Regions from separate parts of the Mus musculus genome. Here all the other regions are linked to region 1. A link is a loop called in an ENCODE intact Hi-C map of the cell type or tissue named here. Cell type or tissue: left cerebral cortex. All regions are shown on one strand.

Region 1 (8,000 bases):
CCTCACCCTTCCTGGGTGCTGGAATATAGATGTATACCACCATGCCCAGTTTATATGGTGCTGGGAACTGAACCCAGGACTTCATGCTTGCTAGCCAAGCACTCTGCCAACAGAGCTACATCCCCATTCGATCCTCAGGGTTAATATAATGAATTATAAGAAGAGGAGGAACGGGGTGTGATCACTCAAGCCTGTAATCCCAGCATATGGAAATTGAGGCAGGAGGTTGGCAGGTCTGAAGTAAACTTGGGCTACACAGCAAAATCCTGTCTCAGGAAAGAAAAGAGGCCACAACTTGGCTAAGCCAAGAAGAGTCTTAGTAGAAACCAAATCAGCCAAGACCTTGATCTTGGATTTTCTGGACCCTGTGAGAAGCAAGTCTCTGCTGCTAGAGTAACCCTGTCTGTTGAGTTCATCATGGCTGCCAAGCTGACCAAGATCCAGAGCCTTCCTCTTTTTATAGGGGATTAAAAGGCCACATCTACTCGACTTTCCTTTTTTCTATTGTCCAAAAGACCGACATGGAAGACTACTACTAAGAATAACCTCTTCCGGTTAAGGTGGGAAATGGCCACCCCTGCCATGCAATGCTCTCCATCCCCAGCTGGTGGCGCTGCTCTGAGAGGTTGTAAAACCTTTGGAACTTTTGTGTGTGGCTGGGGTTAGGTAGGGGTGGTGATGAGGTTAGGGGTGGGCTTGAAGGTGATATCCCAGGAGCGCTAGCTCCTCCCCTCCCTCCCTCCCTCTCTCCTTCCTGATCTACCTAAGATGTGAACAAGACCCACGACCCAAGTTCCCATGGCCACCCAGGAAATCCTCTCAGCCAGGCTCATCTCTGCCGTGATGGATTGTTCTCGCTGACTCTATGAGCTAAAATAAGTCTCCCCTTCCCTAAGTTGCTTCTGGCAGGTGTTTTGTCACCGTGATGAGAAACTTCACTAATATACCTGTATTTCAAGGCAACTTGTTTTCTCAGTTCCTTTGGGTAAGATAATGATGCTTTCTGAAGGTCCCTACTCTCGTGGCATGGGGGAGGGCGGGTTGGGGGGGGAGAGTCTACCTATCCCTATCTACAGCACCCTGAGTTCTAGTGGACAGGGAACTCTAATCCAAGAAGGAGTCGCTGAAACCGTGGTGCTGGGAAGAATATACAGGGTCTTGAATTTTGTTCTGAAAATCCATAGGTTGCGGATCGCCTCGGCCTTGGCTCCTCTCTGCTCCCTCATTTCTCTTCTGAATGGTGTGATGTCTGGTTCTTTGGCTCACTGTTTCTGCCTTCTCAATGTCAGCTAAACAGCCGTGGGCGTGGGCTTCACAGCTGGGGGTGGAGCCTTGCAGCTTGAGCAGCAGCCCCCACAGACAGTGAAGGACTTGGGCGACTATGTGTGCTGGGAGTGGAAGCGTCCGTCTGTGCCTCCAGGGTGTCCCCACTGGTCCCTGATGCCACCCAGTGCTCATGGAACACACAGTCTGATCCTGTAATTGAACACTCTGTTCTAGCTCCTGTTATGCTAGAAACTGAAACAGAAAAAAAAATTTTTTTAACACAGTAACCACATCAAAAAGCTGACTCTGCCTGACCTATCCTGAGCTCTGTTTATATGGAAGGGAACAGAGGCTGGGCTCCGTGTCCAAGGCTGGGAGTAGAGAAGGGGGTAATCTTCTGTGATAGCAAACAGGCCCCCCATTACCTACTCCAGCCATTGTCTTCCTCCTGGACACAGTAGTGATGCGTCCCCTCTGTGATAAAGTTTCCCCGGCAAATAACACCCATTCGCTAACCATGGAGAGGTGGTCCTTGTGTGCCGTGGGCGTTTTCTTAGGAGAGGTACCATTTTACCCACTTACCTGCTGGGGGGGGGGGTGTTCTGGAGCAGCCAGGACTTCCTTCTCTTTTGAAGTGAATTCTGCTGCTGCTGTCTGCATCGGTCTAGGTTCAGAGGCAAACACAGGGAGAAAAGTCTTGCCTAAGGACTAATCCTAATGGTGGAGGGAGATGGGATCTAAATAAAGGAGGAGACCCAGCCTGTCCCCAGAGCATTGCAGGAGAGCTGTATCCTGTATCTGTAAGTCCAAGCGAAAGGGTGGGGGTGGCATTGGGAGCAGAGTGGGGTGCAGAGCCTGAAAAAGGCACACAGACCCTCCTGGTGGGGTACCCACAGTAGCTTCACCTTCTGCATATCTCTCTCTGTGTGTGTGTGTGTGTGTGTGTATGTATGTGTGTGTGTGTGTGTGTGTGTGTGTTTCTAATGTGAAGGTTCACGTGTGTTTACATTTGAGTGACGGCCACAGGGCAACCTCAGCTGTCTACCCGCAGGTGCTGTCCACCTTGCTTTTTAAGAAAAGCTCTCTCATTGACCAAGTTGGTTAGACTGGCAGGTCAGACACCACCAGGAATCCACCTGTCTTTGCCTCCCTAGCACAGGGATTTCACATGAGCACCACCAGTCTGGCTTTCTGTGAGGCGGGTTCTCAGGGAGCGTATAAGACTCAGGAGCTCCAATGATTTATCCACTGAGCTCGCTTCCTAGCCCTCCTGTGACCTTCTAACTATTCTAGGGGCACCAAAAACAGGGGAATGGTGTCTGCAAGTGGCTTTTCCAGAAACAAGTTCCTCTCAGAGGGATAAAAAGAAAACTACCTTTCTGTGGTTGCATAGGCTGATTCCCCGCCCTACCCGCCATGCTCTCTCTTTTCCAGATGGATGGAGGCAGGCTGGATGAGAGCTTCGGGGATAAGGACTCCCCTTAACCACATGAGCATGGAAGACAGCCCACAAAGACAGGAGAGCACCCTCCCTTTCTTCATCCTATCCCGGGGATAAAGCGTCTAGATTTGTAAGGACACACTTGCCTGTTCAGAAGGTCTGCTCTTAGGATGAGCACAAATGCTATTTGGAACCTGAGCAGCAGCTAGCTCAGACTCTTGCAGTTACAAGTCTGGGCACTGGACCCAAATGGAGAAATCCACCAAGGTTTCAGACGTTGGTACCCACACGAACTCCAGCCCAAGGGCACAGACAGTGTCTCTGCTCCGATTGCTGGCTAAGAAGCAATTGCTGCAAAACTGACTCTCAGGCCCCCTCTGTGAGCAAGCCCTGTAACAACACCCTAAAGAACAGCTGTTTCTGATGGGATGGGCAGGGCCTGAGCTCTCAAGCGTGTAGTTCAGAGTCTGGGGCTTGGGGGTAGAGAGGCAGAATCTGGGTTTCTCAGAGATGGGAGGGGCGTGGCCACCTAAGGGGGAGAGATCTAGGCTGCTTATCCCCAAAGCCACTCCTCAGTCAAAAACTCAGTCGGATAACAAGCCCTAGGCCCGGACTAGGTTCAGACTGCCAGGGAGAAAGACAAAAGCAGGGTTTGAAGTGGACGAATGTAAAGCTGAAGACAGGCAGGCTAGGTTTTTCGTCTATTTCCACTAAATGCTCAAAGCTGTTCTTCCAAGGCAGGTGAGGAGAGAACAGTAGAGCGATGAGAGGTGTTCAGTGCCTGCGTCCATAGCGATGAGAAGAGGCTTGGGGACTGGAGAAGATGAGGCAGAGCTCTCGAAGTCAGTGAGATGCCTGAAGGGCAATGACCAGAACTGGAAGACCACAGGGGTGTGTCTCCGAAGACCTGGGCCCTGGAGGCATGAAGAGAAAAGCTGGCAAAGGTGACGGGCCTCAACCCTTCCTTTTCCAGCCGAAATACCAACCTTGCAAGACTGATTTTTTTTCCCAGCAGGCTCAGTGCCAGGGACTACACCGTCTTTTAGGAAACCCACGGAACTGTTTTAATTTCTTTTAAAATCAGGGGAAAAATTAAATGAACTTTTAAATGAAAGAAAATGTTTTAATATGTAGTAATATATTTGTTTTTACGCCAACACAGCCGCAAAATATTACTTTTAATATTTTTAATAGAGAAAAGAGCCCACGGAGGTAGAGGCGTCTGTTGCCTGTAAGTACAACTGTTAAAGGGGTCTTCCAGCTCCTGGCCTTCCCACACTAGAAGGTACATTCTGCTCCCTTCCCTGGGCCACGAGGGAGGACCCCTCTGGCTCTCTCCTTTGTGTCTCTGCTGCTAATGTGCCTTTAAAGGGGGAGCTCAGAAGAAGAAGAAGAAACAAAGAACGCACGAGTTTGGCACCAACTTCACTTTCTCAGCCTTCTGCAAGTCCCAGGCTTCCCCTTTATCTTGCTCTCCGCCCTGAGCGTTTCCAGACTTTTAAAGAGTCTGACCTGGGAAGGAAAAACTGGAATCAACCGGTTGACACCCCCCCCCCCCCCAACACACACACACACCCTTCCCAAACTGTTCTGCCTGGTCGAATCCAGAGGGGTACTGGGGGCTTCATCCTATGGGAGACTGGGATAAGGCCTTCTAGGGAGGAGTGAGGGTGGGCTGAAGCTAGAAGACCGGGCCAGAGAGAGCGGCTCGCTTGCAGCCCGCGCTACTGCCCTCCGGTGGGTCCCGGAGACGCCAGGCGTCCGCGGCCGCGCACACGGATTGGGTTTCTGCGGGGCTCGCTCCCGGGCCTGGCTCGGGGCCGCCGCCGCCCCCTCCCTGCGCGCAGGCTGCGCTCCAGTCGCGGCCACGGGGTAGCGCTCGGCCCCCCTCTCCGCGTCTCCGCCTCCGCCGCGCTCGTCTCCGGCTCCCGCTGCCCCCGCAGCTCCAGCTCGGCGCAGGCAGACTCTCAGGCTCGGCAGCAGAGCAGCTCTGAGGACGCTGAGCCCGGGCAGCCCAGAGCTCCAGGCTCTGCGAGGCAGCTGCTGCCGAGGTGGGCGAGCAGCAGGCGCGGCCGAGGCGCGGGAGCAGCCGTGGAGACTCGGGTCCCCGCGCCGGGCGAAAACGCCGGGGGGCCGAGGCGGCGCCGAAACCCCGGATCCCAAAGCTGCCGGCAGGGCTTTCCCGGTGCGGCTCGCGCCGAGCTCCATCCCGGGTGCGGCGGAGAGCAGGACCCGCCGGTCTCCTCCTCAGGATCGCCCGCAAGAGGCGCGGTGCCCAGGCGCTGGCTGGAACCTGGGCCGCCCAGCCGGGTACCCGAACCGGGCATCCATCCCTGCCCGCAGCTGGCGCAGACATGGGCGCACGGGGCTGCGCGCCGGGCCGTGGGACCCGCAAAGTTTGCTAGCCGGAGGTGCTCAGAGCCTAGGGCGAGCCCCGCACCGAAGCCCCAGGGGAGGTACCCCCGAAATCACTGAATTGGGCACGAGGACCGTGGAGCTGAGAAGGGTGGCTCGGCCCCGCTTAGATGCCTTCTGCAAAGTTAGAAGAGAAGAAAACTTCGGCTCCGGGGAGATTCGGACCGTTATGCTAACCGCGCCCCCCGAGCCCTGCGCCCCTTCTAAAAGACACCCGGCGCCCGCGCCTGCTACTGTGCTCCGCTTACATCAAGTCCCAGGGGCCCGGCGCCTGGAACCGCGGTGACTACGTCGGCCCGGGAGAACCCAACCAGGGGGCGGGGAGGGGCGGGAGGCGGGCAACGTGGCCACCAGGAGGAAGTTTCCTGAAGTTGTCCTCTGATTCGGGAGCTCATCCAGCGACCAGGCCGGATCGCAGGGGTCGCCCTGCCTATGAGACGTAGTCTGAGTCGGGGTGCTAAGGGATACAGGCACCCCGAATTTGAGAGGAGGCTTGGCCTCTTTCTGCTCTCCCCCTCGCTTTACGGAATAGCCAGCGCAGAAAGAGGGGAAAGCATTTGGGGTCGCCGGTGCGGCCCCTACGGGCATAGCGTCCAGGACTTGACCACACAGTCTCCCGGGACTCCAAAGGATTATAAAGCAACTCGCAAAGAGGGGGCACTTTAGAGGACCCCTCGGTCAGCATGTTCAGCAGCATGTGGAGGCTGCCGCTCTGGACTCTACTGGCCCTGCATCGGATCCACTCGGCCGGGGCCCAAGGTACGGTATGGGTGACTTTCTCCACGTGGAACTGGAGAAGGGGTTTGGGTGGGCAGAAGAGAGGTAACCCCCCTAAGACACCGCGTTTGGCCCAAGCTGGACCATCTCTTGTACGTCTCAATGCTCCCCGCTTCTTCGACTTTTGGAGCTCTGTTTGGGGTGGGGCAGTGTCTGATACTTCTGACCTTTCTGGACCGGAAAGGTGAGGTTACGGGGAGGTGGACCTTTGTGGATACTCTCTGGTCGGGGTAGGAGGGGCGCGTCATTCTGTGTCTTGGCTCCATTGAACTCCCTAAGCTCCTGGTCCTGCTTGACGTCCGAAAGGAAGGGCAAACCATGGCAGGCAGGCACTGTGTGGTCCCAGGGCGAGAAGATGGGGCGGGCAGAAGCTGGGAAGAAGCCGTAGTGGTGGCTCAGGGTGCCCGCTTGATTTCCCCTCAAGAGCAGATACTCTGGTTAGCCATGTATGGGAGCCCGCGCCTGGCTGCCTGGCCGGCCGTGGCCGCGAGAGCTGGGGCGGTTTGGCGGCATGGTCCCGGAGCCCAGCGGCGAGGACAGCGGCAGACCCAACCCCCACCCCACCCCGACACACCCAACGGGCAGCCCCAGCCTCCAGCTTCCAGGACTAGCTGGATGCCTGGCCACTGCTGCTTTGATCTGTAGCGGCCCAGAGCAGACAGCCTGGTGAGGAAGGGCTAGTGGGTGTTCAGTGGGTGTGTTGAAAGGAGGTGCGATGGGGTTGTCCCTCCCCGCCTCCTGCAGCGGATGCCCGCGCGTCTCTGGGGTCCCCTGGAGGGTCATGGTAGGCTACGGCGGCGGCTGCACCCGAGCTTTCTTGCGTTTGGGGTTCGAGGATCCAGATGGTGGTGGCCGTGGTGGCCGAGCGGCGCCTGCTGGGGGCAAAGGGAGAAGTAGTCTAGAGTGAATCCCCAGACTCATCGGTTCAGCTTTAGATTTCCTTCGGCTTTCCAGGCTCACAGAGAAGCCAGACCTACCCAAGAGCCAGGGGCTTCAGGGCTTCGGTAGGGACTGGGATGGCGTCGCAATCCCCCTACAGAGCCTTTCTCCACTTCTGGGGTCCCAGAGCCTCGGAAAAGAAGGGTCCCTACTTTGTCCCAAGTCAGGAAATCCTCAGAGCCAAGATCAGAGATGAAAACGATCAGTTGTCGCTCACAGGGCTGAGGAGAGGACTTTTTACAAGGCAATTTAGGTAAAAGCACTTCGAAAATTTCTAATGAGCGCCATAAATGTAAGGCAATAAAAGTTATTATTTTTATAGTGATCATAAAATCTTCCAGTAGGCAGGGACCTCAGAGGTCATCGAATTCTAGTAGCCATTTAACTGATGGGGAAACTGAGGCCCTGTGCAATGAGCTGACTTGCCCAAGAGCACTCTGATATGTGGGGTAGGTGTCAGAGACAGAGACCTGGTGAGTTCTGAGTCTCTCTCTCTAACGGGTACCTCTGTAGCCTCTCCTGTAGGGTTCTCACCCTGTGGGGACCCAGGACAGTGGCCCTGACAGAGTTGGAATGGGCTGTCCTCCACTCTGGGTACCTGGCCAGCTTGTTCTGAGCTGGCCGTGGAGGGAGGGGTTTCTGAGGGGTAGCTCGTGTGGAACCCTTCAGCTCCACTTTAGTGCGGACTCCAACAGGACTGTGTAACTTGCCTTGGGGGGACAGGGAGCTCACCAATTGGTCTCCCATCTAAGACCACGCCCTTGTGGTGTCTCCAGAGCACCTTTCAGAGTGGTCACGTCCCAGCTACCTCCACAGCTGCCCACGTTCCTGAGGCCAAGGTGCCAGTGTCTTATTGAAGTTATGGCTCCCCGTTCCCATGCCTCTCCCAGGAAGAGCTCTATTCTCCTGATAGGATCAGAGAAGCACCTTTGTGGCCCCCCACACCCCGTACCCCCGCAGCCCCCACCCCCCCACACACTCTGGTAGCTGTTTTCCCTCGATGCTAGGCTGTCTGATTATGATCTCTGGCTCTTCGAATGTTTGCTTGCCAGCACTGCCCCCCTCCTTCCATTTGTCGCCCTGCAGAGAATTGTGGGAAGAAATTTTCTGCACTCCACCTGGGGGGCAATGCTGGGCTTGGGTGAGGTTAGGGCACAGGGTC
Region 2 (8,000 bases), 220 kb before region 1:
ATAAACACGCAGTGTCTGTGGCAAGCATAACACTGTACAAGCACAACAGGGAACTTCCAGGATACATTGAAACCTATAAGTCTGGCCAGAGGGTTTGAGTTCTCAACTGGCATCAGCCATGTTGGGTGTGGTACAGACAGGAAAAGGAAGAGGTGGGTCGCAAGAAGCAACAGAGGCCAAATTGCTCAGTTGCTTCTCCACTGTAATTACACAAAGGGTTATAGGAGCCACCGCTTCCTCCAGCCTCTGCTTCCTCAGGACCGTACACAGGGATGCAAGGATGTGCTCCCAGCTTCCTGACCACACAGGGGCAACCACCATGTATCATGCAGCAATCACATTACCCACTGGAGGATGTTCTGGGGTTTGCAGTGATGTCCTCTCTATCGGGCCGCCCAGGAGCCACTTTATATTCGTCTTTGATAAATGGTTGCACTTTTATAGTCTAATTGGTAATAGAAACAACACTCAGAGTCTTGGAGAAGCCTTAGGTCCCAGCTCAAATGGGAGATGAAAGTGTTTCTGATGAGAGGGGAGGGCGGTCATGCCAAACAGAAACAAAAAGCTGATAAGAATAAAAGGCAAGGACCAGGGGGTGGGGGAGGGGGAGCTCTCAGCAAGCGGAGGGTATCAGGGAGTAGAGGCTGGCCTGTGTGTGCCTCCAGATCAGCCATCTGCAGCTGTACTTGTGGCCTGGAGGAGGGGAGCGGCCTTCCCTGGGGAAGCAGAATGAGGAGATTTCCAAGTGAGAAGTCAGTATCCTTGTGTGCACGTGAAATGTGTGTATACGTGTGTGCAGGTGCAATCAACCTTTGTGTGTTAATGGAGGCCGCAGGGTGACATTGGATATCTTTCTTTATTGATCTCCCCTGTAATTTTTGAGACAGTATCCCTCACCAAACCAGGAACCTTCTAATTTGGCTAGGCTGGTGAATCCCAGAATCTACCCCTGTCTATTCTACACCTCCACTCTGGGATTACAGACATGAGCCGCTGCACCTGGCTTTTATGTAGGATTCTGAGGATTTGAACTCAGGCCCTTGAGCTTGCACCAGCTCTCTACCCACTGAGCCATGCGCCCCAGCTTGCAGGTCAGCATTCTTGAGTAACCAAAGAGAGAATGCTGGGATACAGTTACTAGGCACAGGGGATGGCCAGCTTTGGGGGTCCTGCTCACACCCCCAGCCTCACTGCCCTCCAGCAGGGAATCCCATAACCATCTCATCCCCACATCTGTGAGTCCTGAGATCTCCCATAGGAAAGCTCATATCCAGTTCTACATTCAGGGCAGTGCTGGGATCTCTGTGTCTAACAAGTCCTAGGTCACACTGATGCCGTGGGTGTGTGGATCACTTTCAAGGAGTTACCAAGGAGACAGAGCAAGGAGCCTAATCCTGAGAGACTGGTCTTTGCAGTGACCTATGGGGTCAAGTCCTCCAATCTTGTTTTGTTTTTGTTTTTGTTTTTGTTTTACCTGCTGTGTGACCTCCAGCACAGTTGTTCTGTTAACCTTGCTGAGACTCAGTTTCTCACTTATCAAATGTCGATAAAAACATAGTCAGGAGATGGCAGAGAAGACCTTAGTTAAACACATTGAGCTCAGTGCCTTGGATGCACTGACCCCACAGGGATGAGAAGACATGGATTCTATCAAGTAACTCACCATGCGGAGACCTTAACCCGACTAAGGGAGCAGATCTGGGATGGCGGGGGGGGGGGGGGGTGGGGTGGGTGCGGTTCTCCAAGAAACTGCCTTAGGAGGCCACCTTGTTCTGGAAGATGATCTCCCAAGGCAGAGAGCATGCCCTCTGTGTAGCTGGACTCTCAGGTCCAGGAGGGACAGAGCCCAATTGCAAATCAGAGGGACATGGAACAGATATGGTCTCTCTATACACATCTGTTGTAGAACAAAGCCAGGTTCAAAGTTAAGGCACCAGAAAGGGCTGGGCATAGAAGGAGAGGGATAGGGGGGTGGGGGGAGATGAAAAGACTCCCCACCTACCCCCAACCTCTACTTATATACAGATTCCCCAGAACTAATAAAAGGCCCAAGCCCATTTAATGGCACTTGACTTGGAGTGTGTGTATGTATACATGGACATATATGCACTTCACGTGTCCCTGAGCAGATTCCATGAGCTAGCCTGGGAAATGGACACGGGTGGGGAAAGGAGCCAGACACGCCCACCTGGAGACAGGTCAGTGGGTTTAACCAGAGCTGTGGCCAGTGATGGCTCTCCGAGGAGCAGGATTTCTCAGCTGGGCTCTGCTGACATTTTGGGAAGACTATTTGTGCTGTGGAGGCTGTCCTGTGTTGTGGAGACGTTTCGAGCCTCCCCAGCCTGTACCCACGGGGTGCCAAGAGAACCCTCCCACCCTCGTCGTGACAATCAGAACATGTCTTCAGACATTGCCAAATGTTCTTTGGGGACAAAGCCACCCTCGGTGACAACCATTCCATAGATCCTGTCTTGGGACCATAATGCAAGACACTGGGTTGGGGCAAGCCTGTGAATGGAGTACCCAGGCCACCAGCCCAGCGTCCTCTCTGCCAGCTGCAGGAGGCTCTGGCTGGTAGCTCTTCCAATGCCTTTTCCAGTGCTTAGTGTTCAGTCTGTTAGATCCTGGCTTCCGGTCCTCTCCAGGCTCCTGCCTAGAGAGGGGAATTAGGTTCCAAATGCAGCAACCCATCCCTCCCCAATCCACTCTCCTCACTCCCAAGCTTCATATCTCTATAAAGGGGGCCCTACTGGAGTTCGGGGGGGGGGAACCATCTTTGGAAAGGGCAGGGCTGGAGTTGGCACCGGGAGTCCTGATGGAGAAGCCAGGGGGTGCGGAGGCTGAGTGGGGGAAGAGAATGTTATCACAGAAACCTGATTTTTCTACACACTCTATCAGCTCCCCATCTGCTCCTTGATTAAACGTATTGCCGCGCTCCCTCCCCACGTGCCCGCTGCCAGGACGTCTCTGGAGCCCTGATTACATCTGTGGAGAGAGCCTCAAACCTCACAGATGAGCGAGCCTATCGATCAGCCTGGCAGCTGACGTGTGTTTCAAAATGTAGAGGCGGATGGGCAGTTTAACTGCCAGGCCGAAGGGTAGAGAGGGCTCTTACCCTTAAAGGAAAGGCCTCCATCTTCCCCGTCACCATCACCGCAGCAACAAGCCCAGGATGGTGCTCAGTCTAATAACCCCATGCAACTCTGAGACTCTGAGACCTTAGGTGACACCCCTCCCTCCCCTCACTCAGTTTCCCTCTCCTTAGCAGGAGGACATGACAGCTGAGTTGGTGGATACAGAGTGAGTGACCTTCAGAGTCAACAGACTATAGCCCTGTCACTGACTCACAACCTGCCAGTCCTGTGTCCTGTGAGCCAGCAGCCTGGGTGTCTCCCTGGAGCTTGTTACACATGCAGGCTCTCAGGCCCAGCCGGGGCCAGGCCTAGGCTGGATGCATCGGGAACTACCCTTTAACAAGCTCCCCCGGTACCTCACGGACACGTTACAGCCAGCGCGCCGAGCACGCCGACAGCTCCGTTCATTTAGCTACTTCAGAGGTGAACATGTAAAAGAAATCTCTCAAAGGGAATAACTCACCACCTTCCCTGGCCTCAGAAAACTTTTCACAGAGATTTTTTTTTCTTCCTGCCCAGGAACTTTAACCCTGAGAAGCAGGCAGCTTTGAAATCCTGGTGGTTTGAGCCTCGAGATGAAAATCCTCATTCCATCAGTCCCTCAACGAGCCTAGGGATGAAAAAGAAAAGCTCGTCCTGCCCCAAGAAAAGGCCTCTCTTGGGGGATAGGCAGACCCCTCTTCCGTTCCTTGAAAAGATGCCCGTCCACGGTAAGGGTTTCAAGCAGCTAGATTTCTCCTTGCTGGAGTTTGGCCAGAGTCTCGCAAGCTCCATCCTTCTCTTGGGACTCTCTGTATGAGTGGCCAGTGGTGGCTCTAACACATTTCCAGAAGTTCGGTGGCTTGAAACAACGGGGCTCGTCATTCTTTCACTGGTCTGAAAGCCAGAAGACTGAACTTGAGGTGTGACCAGGGTCCCCCTCCCTTTGGAGGCTCCAGAGGGGACTCATCCTTGCCTATACCTGTTTACAGCGGCTGCACCTCTCCTCTCTGCCCAGGGCCACAGAGCCTCTGCTCCTCTGACATGTTAGAGATCCAGCCTCCCTCCTCTTTCTTTTTATGCTCCTTAGGCGGCATCCCAGTGATCTCGATTAAGCTCACCTCACAGTTCTTGGTTACATCAAAAAAAAAAAAAATATATATATATCTTTTCCCATAGAGTCCAGGTGTGAGCCACATAATCACGAGTCACAGAAACTTGTGCCTACCTTTAGGGGGTTACCTACCACAGTCTCCAGTGGAATCCTAGGTATTACAGCTTGGATGGGCAGTGTCCCCATCACCACCAGTTGGTGGCGCCATTGAGAGGTAAGTGAATTATGGAGGGTATTTAACCTCAAGGATGGATTAATCCATGGATGGGCTCACAGAAGAACTGTTGGGGCGGGGGGGGGGGGGGGGCAGGGGATGTAGGCCCCTGGAGGTGTGAATGTGAAGGTGTATTTTAGTTGGGCTTCGCTCCTATCTGCCTTAGTTGACAAGGAAGCCACCAAGAGTGTTTGAACCAGATGCATAGGAGGGGAAGTGACCTCCCTTCTGAGAGAGCCCTGTGCAAGGGGTGATGGCCTGCAATGAATGTTTCAGGAGAGAAGCAGCCTTGATAGTATACCTGAAGTGTGGGGGTGGGGGTGGGAGGTGTGGGAGGAGGGAGGAGGTGTGGGGTGTTTCGGCCAGAGGGAAGAGTGTGAGAAACTCCGAGCCTCTGTGTACGTTATCCTGGAGTTATGGAGTGTGAGAGATGAACCAGAGACCCCAGCAGCTCCACAGAGCAAAACTCCTCCCTCCTCTCATCAGAGAGTGAAAGTCTGTAGCCTGTGGGTCATGGAGGCAACACAACACTGCCTTCTTTGAGAGAGCAGCCTGTTTGGCTTTGTGCTGGGGGCAGATCGCCCCGGTGCCTGGGCAGGGTAGGTTGGATGAGGTTGGACTGGAGCCTGGACCATCACATAGGCATCTGGTGAGACAATCCAGGCAGCAGATGATCAGGGCCAGCCCACACTGGTACTCGTCTGGCCTGATGGATGACACTTGAGCCAACAAGTGAGTTAGCCATCAGTTAAGCCAATCTCAGCCCCCAGCCCCCCCCCGCCCCCCCCCGGCAGAGACAGACTCTAAGGGCAGTGGCCATGGTCCCCTGGTATCCTTGGGCAATGCCTACTCCAGTCCTTTAAACTGAGAAGGTATCCCTATTCTTCCTAGCACCTCAGCTTCCCCATTGCCTTCGTAGGGAGGGTGAGGGCGCTGTCCCCAAGATCACCCAGTGGAGATTTTTGCTTAAGCAGCTCCCAAATGTTAAACTGACTAATTTCTGTGGAGATTTTTCTTTAAGCCAGCCTGACACCGGCTTTAAATCAATTTGAAATCCTTTGTCTACAGATCCACGTGGAGAGGGTCCTTGGAGAATGGGTACCAATTACCCTCATCTGTCAGCGAGGACAAGGTGGCTGAGATGGGCTGCAGCCAGGACTGGGAGGAGCAGGTTCATACGTGTGGAAGGTGTTCAGAGCTCAAGGCTACGTACTACAAAAGGCACAAAGCTAGGGGCACGCGATGGTCATTAGGCTACACTAACGGGTGGGGAAGGTCTGGCCCCCAGTTGGTGGTGCTATTGAGAGGAACCTCTAAACAGGAAGACTCCGGTGGGAAAGCTGATTGGCTGGGCTGTTCAGCCACGCCCAGTGTTCAGAAGACTAGGGCAGGAAGGTCAAGTGTTAAAGGTCATCTTTGATACATAGTGTGCTTGAGTTCGGTTTGGGCTCATGAAACACCATCTTAATTAAAGAGGGGATGGGAACTGAGGAAGATGGAAGGAAAGGGAAGGCTAAGGGGTTGGCTCAGGCCCGGGGATACTGAGGTTCACACCAAGTTCAAAGACTTTGCTTGGCCTTTATTCTCAGGTTACTCCATCCCTTAAATAGCTGAAGTTGGGAAGAAGGGAAGACCAGGGCGAGGTCTGGAAGGGGTGTCTGTGACGGTGGGTGCAGGGAAGGTCAAGGGGACTCATTAGCGGCCTTCACAGCCTGCTTTGGAGCTCAAGATCAACGAGAGTATTTATGAATGAAATCAATCCTGCCCCCGACGCAGGGAGACAAGCCAAATTTCCCGGCTCCATCTTCCTGTCCAAATGGCCCTCTTCCCCTTCAGCATATTGCTTTGTAATAGAGCCCATCCTTGCCATCCTTCCTCCCCAGGGGAGGTTTCCAATTTATCTGCCCTAAGTGGAGAACGTGGGTGAGTTGCTAATAGGGCACCAGCCCAGCCCGCCCGCAGAGAAACTGGGCAGGGGTTAGAGGGAGGAGCTTCAAGGACAGAGAGCAGACTTTGCCCCGTGGGCAGGGTTGTGAGTGACAGCCTTGAACCCACTGCCAGTCCAACAAACGGACACCTTCTCATCCGGCAGCCTGATGCTGCCATGTGACCCAGCCTATCCAGTCCCAACAGCCAATCCTAATAGCCAGAGTCTAGTCAGGTGACCAGGATTGGCCAATCGTTACATTCTGGTTTTGACTTTGGCGTGTGTACACTGAGAAGCTGTGGGGGTAGGTTAGTCTTCTGTTTCAGTGGCCCGTGGAGGCAATGGTCCAGCAATTGTGGTGTTAGAAGTGCCATGTCTCAGACAGATTCTGATGCCCAGCTTCTAGAAACCACTTGCTCTCAACTTCCCACCTGTTTCCCATCCTCACATTAATAGTTTGTGTTCCAATATCCTTCCAGAACATTCCCTCAATGTGAGCCTCTGTTATTGGCAACCAGAACCCTGATAGAGTTAAGAAATTAGTCAGAATCAGGAAGACATAGAAGACACATACTTGTGCCGAGGGTAAGGTGAAGCATCCTCCTCCTGCGTGAGAACGGGACTGTGAGATGAGAACCCCAGGGCTTTTCCACAGCGGTGATGCCTTCCGGGACAGTGAATGGCGGCTAGCTGACTCCTTCGCACCGAGTCAGCTGGAAGCATTTCTGCCCAGATCTTTCTGAGGTCCCAACGCTGCCAGGATCTAGGAGGGAGAAGCTGAGGGCCCAGCCCGTGCCTGCACTATTTCAGAAGGACACAAAGATGAAGACTCCCTCCTCACTCTAGAGCTGAGGCAGAAGTGGCTCTTAGAGATTGATGGAGCTGCCCCTGGAGCAGTGGCAGGGTGGGGCGGACTCCATGTCTGGCTACCACTGCCAGCACGATTCACCAAATGAATCTTTGTAATTCTCTCTAGAGGTTGAGGTTCTTGCTTTCAGGCTTTGGGGATGGGGAGGGGAGATGTGAAATGGGCATATGAGCCACTCAGGGAAATCTAGGGAGTGCATGGCAAAATGTATACCCAAGCCTCTGTCTCCAGAACACTGAGATCTGCAGAAAAACTTCAGTCAAGGGGATGGGTGAGTGGAAGGTAACTTCAGAGCCTTGAGTGGAATCGAAGGGACTGAACTGCACGTCTAGGCCCATAGGACAGCCTCTCTGCAGCCAGGAATCCAGTTTTCTGTTGGGTTTTCCACTAGTGTAGCTAGTGGTTCATTGCATCTTAATTTGGCAGTGGTGGCAGCTGCATGCATATATATGTGTATGTGTGTATATATATATATATATATAGAGAGAGAGAGAGAGAGAGAGAGAGAGAGAGAGTCTCTGAAGTACTACTTGGTACATAGCTGCTATGGGTGGCTCTGAGCTAATGAACAGGGAAGACCCTGGAAACTGTGAACTCTAGACAACTGATACCCAGAGGATGTGACCCTGAGGCTCAGCCCCAAGCCCTCCTCTTGGCCTGCATCAGGAGCATAGTGAATCCAGATGGTCTTCAGGCCTGGGTCTGGGACCTTTGTTCTGAGTGTTAGGGTAGAAAGAGGAGTCTGTGAGCATCTAGGAGCCAGA
Region 3 (8,000 bases), 120 kb after region 1:
ATTAAGGAGGGCAAAAGCCTTCTTTCCTGGCTAATGAAGTACTTGGCATGCAGGCGGCAACAGGCCAAGTGGGACCAGGCATCTGCCAGGAGGCAAGGGAGGGGCATTGATTAGCATCTCATTTATGGGAGTGCATCAAGAGGGTGGGGGGACCTAGGGTGTTCAAGGCCCTGGCTCGGGTGGGATAGGAGCAGGCAGGTAGGTGTACCAGATGTGGAAGTGGAAGAGAGACAAACAGCTGGGAGTCTGGGTCCCAAGCAGAGAATACCTGCTGAGCATCCTAGGCTCTGTGTACCCCAAAACGCTCTGCTGGCAGAGCCCTGGCAGCCTCCTCTTGGGCTATGATATTCCTGGTCCTGGGTTCAGATAGAGCCTAGACTTGGTACTAGCCCTCCCCACTCCACATGTAAATATCTGAGCTTCCATTCACAACAGACCTGTAGAGCTACAGGCACTGTGGGAAGGCCCCATACAGACTTATGCAAACCTAGCCTGCCTCTATGACAGACCTGAGCTAACATAAAACTGTAGAGTCTGGGAGGAGGAGAGGCTTAAGGGACCCTGCGCCTTTGCTCTGTTTCTGACCTGGAACTCTCCCCCAGAACTCACCAGCCCTGCCTCAAGTGTACAGACTTCAAGCCCAGCAGCCCTCCGGAGGCCATTGGAGGTCAGTCCAGGAAAGACGTGACTGACGGAGAGATTCAGAAGAGAAAAGTGTGTCTCAGAGCCACAGCTTCCTATCCATTCCTAGGCACTACAGGCTGGCTAGCCTGAGCTCCTATTAGGAGGCCGGAAGGGAGAAGGAGCTGAGGGCATTCAGGTCTGAAAGGGAATTTGTCTCTGTTCAGTGGCTTTTGAAACTTGCTCTAAAGGGCAGAGGGGTGTCCTTGGCCAATTAGGAGCCTGGCAGAGGCCTTCACCCCTGTTTCCCCTCTGCCAGTATTCCCAGCGGGAATGGCTCCAGGGGAGCTGTGTGGTTCCCAGGCCAAGCTAGGAAGTAGACAGCCCTGAAAGATGAGGCAGAGGGAGCCTGGCCAATCAGGTGAAAGATGATATTATGTTGCAGAGCGGGGATAAAGGAAGGAGGCAGTTTAAATTGAGATTAGCTTCTGTATGGAGCTATTTAGCTTTCAGCCTAGCATCTAAGGGTGACAATGAGGGTATTTAGTGACAATGTCAAAAGGAAATGGCAGTCGGGGCCTCCTGACCTGTTAAGGGAAATGAGAAGGAAGTTAGCATTAAGACCTCTTGCCAGAATTCTGCAGGCAGGGGGTCATTCACAGAGCTCAAGAACAGGGATGCCTCCAGCTGTGTGACACCCTGGAATCACACACAGAGGGCCTTCTTCTGTCCCCAGTCCTTCCCCTGTCCTCAGTGTGGCTCACCCACAACCGCTCTCACTGCACCTATACACCCATGGATGCCTGTGGATGCGTGCATCTGGTCACAGGTAAACACCATGTGCCAGGATCTACAGCATAGAAATGATAGAGTGGGGGTCGGGTGGGGGGGGGGGGAGAGTGAAGGAATAGCACATGTGTGCACACACATGTACGTGCACAGGCACACGAGATACACACCCACTAATCAGTTTTCCCAAATGCTTCACTCCCTAGAAAAAGCCTATAGTTATACAGCAAGTACATTTTTATACACAAGGGGCTTGGAAGTTGGAGCCCAATTAGTTGGTTGCTTGTCTGCTAGGCACAAAGCCCTTGGTCCCTGGTACCAAATCAACCTGGCATGGCACGATGGCACTGTGGAGGTGGAGGCAGAGAGATCAGAAGTTCACCCAGGGCAACAGAATGAATTTGAGGCCAGCTTGAGCTACATGAAACCCTGACTGCAAGTAAATAAGATTCTGACAACTTCTATACAAGCGATAGCAGATTCTGTAAGCGACACTTGTTACTCAATAGGGGCTTTCAAAGGTTGGTCTGGGGTTACCTTTTATGGAGAAGCCTCGTGCTGGAGTTACGCTCATTCTTGTACCGAGGTGCCCTCTGCATCAACAACGCAGGCGTTTCAAACTCTGTGTCCCAGCTCTGAGACACGGCCCTCTCACATATGCGTAAGTGGCGGGGACAGAGGTGCTGCCTTTGGAAAGCTGGAGGGATGGGAGGGCTGTGACTCCAGAGATGGCATACCAGGCCCCAGCCCCACGAGGGGTGTGCCTCTCTGGGCACCTGTTCCCTGCACACCAGCCCACTGGACCCTCACTCTCACACTTTGGCCAGTGAGGAAAAGAGGTTACTGCTGTGACTCAGTTAATGTGGCTCATGAGCTCAAACATCCCCACACTTTTTCCATCTCCCCTCTGGACCATTCACACCCTCTCCCCGGTTCTCCTGCTCGTGCAATCTTACAGATTCTCAAAAACAAGTTTTTCGAGGCAGGGTCTCACTATGTAGCCTTGGATGGATTGAACTCAGTCCGTAGACCAGGCTGGCCTTGAACTTCTGGAGATCCATCTATCTGCCTCTGCTTCCCAAGTGCTGGGAAGAAAGGTGTTGTGATACTGTACCTGGCGGCTGGGAGCATTTTTTCCTCAGGACACTTAGATCTTTTCTGCGTTAAGTGTCGAGAATATCTTCCCCCGGTCTGTCGTGTGCTGCAGCTTTTGGTGTGTGGGTTTTCTCTTCCCTCTAAAGAATTTTTCATGGAGTTGAAGGCATCGTCTGTCTCCTGACCGTCTGGAGCTCTCGTGGTACTTAGAAAGTACTTGGCAGGAACTTAAATCCACCAGCATTGTGTATTTTTAAATTTTTGTGATTTCATCCATTCCCCCACCCCACCCCCTGCCTAGTTCTTTTAGAATTTCATTTTCATGTTTAAAACATCAATCTCTCCAGCATTTATTTTGAGGTAAAGTGTGAGGAAGGATATTCAATTTTATATTTTATTCCCACATGGCTCTCTGGCTGTTCCAAAGCCGTATGCTAAATAATTGCTCCTCCCCACCCCTCACCTCTGCCTTGATTTGGAATTCAGCACTCCTCATACGTTGAAAGTCCTTATTATGTATTTGGGTTTATTTCTAGAATCTGAGACCACCCTTTCATCAAACTTAGCATAAAGACCACACTGTTTGAGTGGGTGCAGTTCTGCTTACACTTTAATAGCTAGGGTAGTCTTTCTCCCATTGTCCAGACTTTTGTGTTTTGGCTTGGTTTTAGATTTTTAAAAAAATATGTTATTTTTTAAGTGGTGTGTGTGTGTGTGTGTGTGTGTGTGTGTGTGAACTCAGGTACCCCAAGGACCAGAAGCATCAGGTCCTGTGTTAGTTAGGGTTTTACTGCTGTGAACAGATACCATAACCAAGGCAACTCTTATAAGGACAACATTTAATTGGGGCCGAGTTACAGGTTCAGAGGTTCGGTCCCTTATCATCAAGGCAGGAACATGGCAGCATCCAGGCAGGCATGGTACAGGAGGGGCTGAGAGTTCTACATCTTCATCAGAAGGCTGATAGCAAAGTACTAACCTCCAGGCAGCTAGGAGTAGGATCTTAAAGCCCACACCCACAGTGACACACCTACTCCAACAAGGCCACACCTCCAAATAGTGCCATCCCCTGGGCCAAGCATATACAGATCATCACAGGTCCCCTGGAGCCGGAGTTAGAGACAGTTATGAACTGGCTAACATGAATGCCAAGAACCAGACTTGGGTCCTCTGCAAAGTCAGCACGTGCTCTTTCGTAACTGTTGAGCCCTGTCTCTAGGACCAGTTGTTAGTTTTTGTGGCTGTTTTTATATACACTTTAGAATCGGTCTGTCTCGTTTTGTAAAAAGGGAGCCGACGGATGGCCAAGTGAAATCAGTGAGTAAAAGTTCTTGTCTCGAGAGGCTGATGGGAGATGTTTGATCCCTGAGCCCACGGCGGAAGAAGAGAACTGACTTTCTCTCATCTCCACGGCGCGATGCTTGTGACACAGGAGCACCCGCCCACATACGCATATGATCATCTTCGTAATCGTCAATTTAAATATTTTAATAAAAACTGGAGAGGGTTCAAAGTGAGGAAAGATTTGGAAGAGTGACATGCTCATACTGTTGATTCTATTTACCCAGAACTCTCTGGGCACGGTTACCCTTCTCACTGACTCGAGGGGCTGTGGTGGACATACAGTCCCACAGGCTGAGTATCGCCTCATCTGAAAGCAAAACCAGAGAAGACCTACCAGCCTCAGCTAACAGAGTGTGTGCGTCTCTCTCCAACACGATGTGCCCATCCATATACAGAAGCAATGGTTGTCCCTTCCTAAGCGTGTGCTTATCTGTTTATTTAATTAGCATCCTGCACTCATTTATTTACTCTTCACGGTAAACATGCCCCCAGCTTACAGCTAAAGAAAGTGGTGTGTAGAAGATAAACAATCTCCACAGTCTATGGTCTCTACGTTCCTGGGAACTCACAGCACAGACCTGAGATAGTTGTCCATGTACAGATACACATGGAGGAGACAGATGTGCCCAGACATGTCAGATACACACAAAGACATACACATACTGGTTTACACACATGTACATACATCTGCACACACAAACACAACTAACCCCCCACAGCCATCAGTCCTCCGGTGGAACGCATCCCAGCTCCCAGCCAGCTCCTACTTTCTGGTGCACTTCCCAGTGTTTCCTTTGGGTGGGGTTTCCCTCCCAGGATCCCCATATCCAGAGGACAAGGAACACTAGAGCTAGAGCAAGGGTGGCCTCAGAGCAGTGGCCTGGGCCTCAGTCCCTCTGTGTCACCTCAGAAGGATAACATGAGAGGACGGATGGGGAGGACCAAGACCTGGCCTGGTACCCAGCAGGTGTGCAAGCACAGTATCTTTTCCCCTTCATCCCCCAAGGCCATTATCTCCAGCAGACACTGAAATCAAACCACCTGAGCGCAAGGCATTGGCCCAGGTTGTTCATTCCTGGGGTCTGGGCAGTGAGCTGGTAAATTCAGTCCTGGAGCAAGTGGCTCGTGAGGGAGCCCACAGATGCTAGATGTCTAGGTGCAGAGAGCATGCGTGCTCAAATGTGTGTACAAACACACTCTCCTCCTCCTCCTCCTCTTCCTCCTCCTCCCCCCTCCTCCTCCTCCCCCTCCTCCTCCTCCTCCTCCTCCTCCTCCTCCTCCTCTTAATGCTGGCTCTGAGTCAGCCCACATCCAAGGAAGGGATTTAATCACTCGGGGCCGGGAATGTTATTGTTTTAAAACAAACGAGCAATGACAGCCTCAAACAGGGTTTTCAAAAACTCGATTCAAAGGGCTCTTGAAAGCTTCAGGAGAATATGAATGTGGCTTTGAAGTGAGAGTGTGCTCAGTCGTTAAGCCGAGAGCAGCGCTGGCTGCCTCCCGAGGTGGCAGGTAACTCTCCCTGGCCAGCAGGTACCTGCTAGCCCCTCTTGACCCAGACAGCCATGGCCCAGAACCCCAGAGACACATTCAGTCACCTTCAGAAGGACTCTGCTTTGGTGATCCAAAAGAGGCACTCTTTCACCTGCTCCGTCTGGTTTTGATGTGAGGTCTCATGTAGCTCAGGCTGGCCTCACTCAGTAGCTATTTTGTAGTTAAGGGGGACCTTGAACTGCTGATCCTCCTGCCTCTACCCCTTGAGTGCGGGGAGGACGGGTGCCTATCTTCGTGCCTGGTTTGTACAGTGCTGGAGATCAAACCCAGAGCCTCTTGCATCCCAGGCAGGCATGGTCCCAGTTGACCTGCATTCCCAGCCCCATCAACTGCTCCATAGGCAGGGCATTCACAGGAGGGCTGTAAAGAGGGCTAAGGGGGTGAGCACAAAAAGACCCTTGGCAGTGCTTGCTCTTCAAACTACCCTCAGTCTTGTTCTCTGGGGCAGAAACTCAAGGAAGACCCCCAAAATCAACTGCAATTTACACATTCATAACACTGGGTATATAAGCTATAAGGTTTAGGGGTGCTACATGACTAGTCCCCCAAGAGCCTATTATAACATTTACCGAGGTATCAATCAGTCCTTGAGCCCAGGTGAGACCTGAAAGCAAAAGGTGAACCTGGCGGTGACTGGTTATGTCTGAGGCTGCGAGAACCTGAAAGGGGATCTAGAATCAGATCTAGTGTGCAAAGGGGCTCAGAGCATCCTTTCCCAGCCCCTGACGGTATGCCCTTGATCTTCCTTTCCTTTGATCTCTTCCTTGGTCCCAAAGCAGGCTCCCAGGTGCTTTTCTAGTTCTAGGCTCTGGGTGGTGGGGTTGGAGCATGACCCAGGCCATCTCTGAGGATGTCCGCGCCCATCCCTGCCACAGACACTCTCATAGAAATGGATGATCCCGTGCAGAGCGCCTGTCCTCGGAAGAAGGCTTGGGCCAGCACTGTGACAGTCATTATTTCATTCCGCCTGTGCCTGCTGTTTCTCTTCTGTGTCCACGGATGGAGAAACTGAGACTCTAAAGAGCCAGCACTTGTCCTCACCACACAGCTGGCCAATCGTGGGGTGAATACAAGATGGTGGTCTGTAGATGCTACTAGAGCCTCTGCCACTGGCCTGGAGGTCAGGACACCCACGCTACCCTCCTGGCAACTGCCTATGTGACTCTAAGCCCTTGAGACCTACAGGGAGCTTATAGATGTAGCTGGGAAGATGGGATCTGACCCTGTGTCTGTGCCTCAGTGGTGTGTAGGAAGGTCCTGAGTAAGCCTTTGGGGTCTCTCTAGAGTAACTGTAGAAGGTCGCTCTCTGTAGCATGCTTCCTCCAGCTGTTGACACCTGGCCCAGAGCACAAACTCGGAGAGTCTGGTTCTCGTCTTCTGCTCACCCACTCCTCTAAGCCCTGGTCCGGGTATCTCTCTAGGGAAGTAGCCCTGCTTCCCTGAAAGAGGTAGCCGCTTCTACAGCTTGGCTACTTCCTCTCTGCTGTGTGATTTCCAACAAGTTCTGAAGATCAGACCTCACTGTGCCCTTTCTAAAACATATGCCCCATTCCCTGGAGTCATTAGGCCACTATGAGGATCAAATGAGCATATGTGGAAACTTCTAAAATAGTAGAACCTGTGAGGACTAGCAATCTACTGATCTTTCCAGATGTCAACATCTGCCCTCAGCCTTGCCCTACCCCAAAGGCTGGTTATGCAAAGGCAGGCAGGGAGCTCTTCTCCCCCCTCCTCCACCTCCCCATCCTTCCTCCAATACCCTGGCCCAATCCCATGCCTCACTTCTGTCTTCTTCCTCAGTGGCCAGAGGGCAAAGGCCCCTCTCCATCCCGAGCCATTGCCCAAGCCCGTTACTCCTTTTGAAGGAACTTTGAGCTTTCATGTTTTGTGTGGCTACCGCCAGGCCAGACAGATACAATGACTCTGCAGGGGAGTGCAGCAGCTACTCCGGCTCACAGCCTGGGCAGGCAGAATGGGGAGGTTGAGGGAGCTGGCTGGCTGGGGGCAGCAGCCTGGTGATGGAGGGGATCACTACATAGACTGCCTTCGATGTATTTTCTAGCTGGGGGTGGGGGAGCCCTCTGTCCGTTGAAGCTTTATGTCACCCCAACTCCCTGTTTTTCTTTTTCCTTTTTCCCTTTTGTGCATATGCGTGTGTTGTGTGTGCACACATATGTATGTATACAGGTACACTCACCCGTGGATAAACATGGCGGCTAAAGCAAGCCATTGAGAAGCCAGCTGTCACTCCATGCCTTATCCTCTTCAAAGGTAGCCTCTCATTAACCCAGAGCTAGGCTGGTATCCATCAAGCCTGGGGTCTCCTCCTGTCTCTGCCCCCCAACAGTGCTGGGGTGCATGGCAAAGCGTGGATTTTTATGTAGGTGCTGGAGATTCGAACTCGGGTCCTCATACCCACATAACAGCCATCTCCCCAATACCACAGACTCTGTGTTTTCCTGGTGAAGTTTACATTCCCTTTGGCTAAGGCCCAGTGGGTCCTCTTCCTTCTTCCCTGGAGGTTTTAAAATCCAGAAGCTAAGAATGAGAACCAGACAAGACTCCCCAACAGAAAGAAATGGAGGTGATGCGGAGGG

What was found. A loop is a pair of places that touch in the nucleus more often than their neighbours do. Peaks named below come from ENCODE experiments on the same cell type or tissue, not always from the same donor. Only the 100,000 strongest peaks of a DNase experiment are listed, where the experiment ranks them.
Region 2: it touches region 1 in a loop (5-fold over the local background); 14 of 42 quality-filtered maps call a loop at or near these places.
Region 3: it touches region 1 in a loop (4-fold over the local background); 4 of 42 quality-filtered maps call a loop at or near these places.

What each region holds. Positions count from the first base shown.
Region 1 is chr11:114,063,684-114,071,683 of GRCm38, reverse strand. It overlaps Sdk2 (sidekick cell adhesion molecule 2), which reads left to right and starts at 4,655. Exons shown (of 45, transcript NM_172800.3): 1 at 4,655-5,881. The coding sequence starts at 5,806. In left cerebral cortex, CTCF peaks have their summits at 598 (motif pointing right), 3,099, 4,531, 6,758 and 1 weaker place; DNase peaks (open chromatin) are centred at 4,643, 5,299, 5,743, 6,672 and 3 more places; H3K4me3 peaks cover 3,506 bases; H3K27ac peaks cover 966 bases.
Region 2 is chr11:114,279,824-114,287,823 of GRCm38, reverse strand. No RefSeq gene overlaps it. Among named protein-coding and RNA genes, the nearest start is that of Gm31318, 20 kb to the left of the region's middle. In left cerebral cortex, a CTCF peak has its summit at 4,414 (motif pointing right); DNase peaks (open chromatin) are centred at 2,387, 2,888 and 4,412; H3K27ac peaks cover 1,024 bases.
Region 3 is chr11:113,943,524-113,951,523 of GRCm38, reverse strand. All of the region lies in intron 1 of Sdk2 (sidekick cell adhesion molecule 2), which reads left to right. Among named protein-coding and RNA genes, the nearest start is that of Gm51929, 94 kb to the left of the region's middle. In left cerebral cortex, no CTCF peak of the experiment used is centred here; DNase peaks (open chromatin) are centred at 940, 2,683, 3,695 and 3,764; H3K27ac peaks cover 435 bases.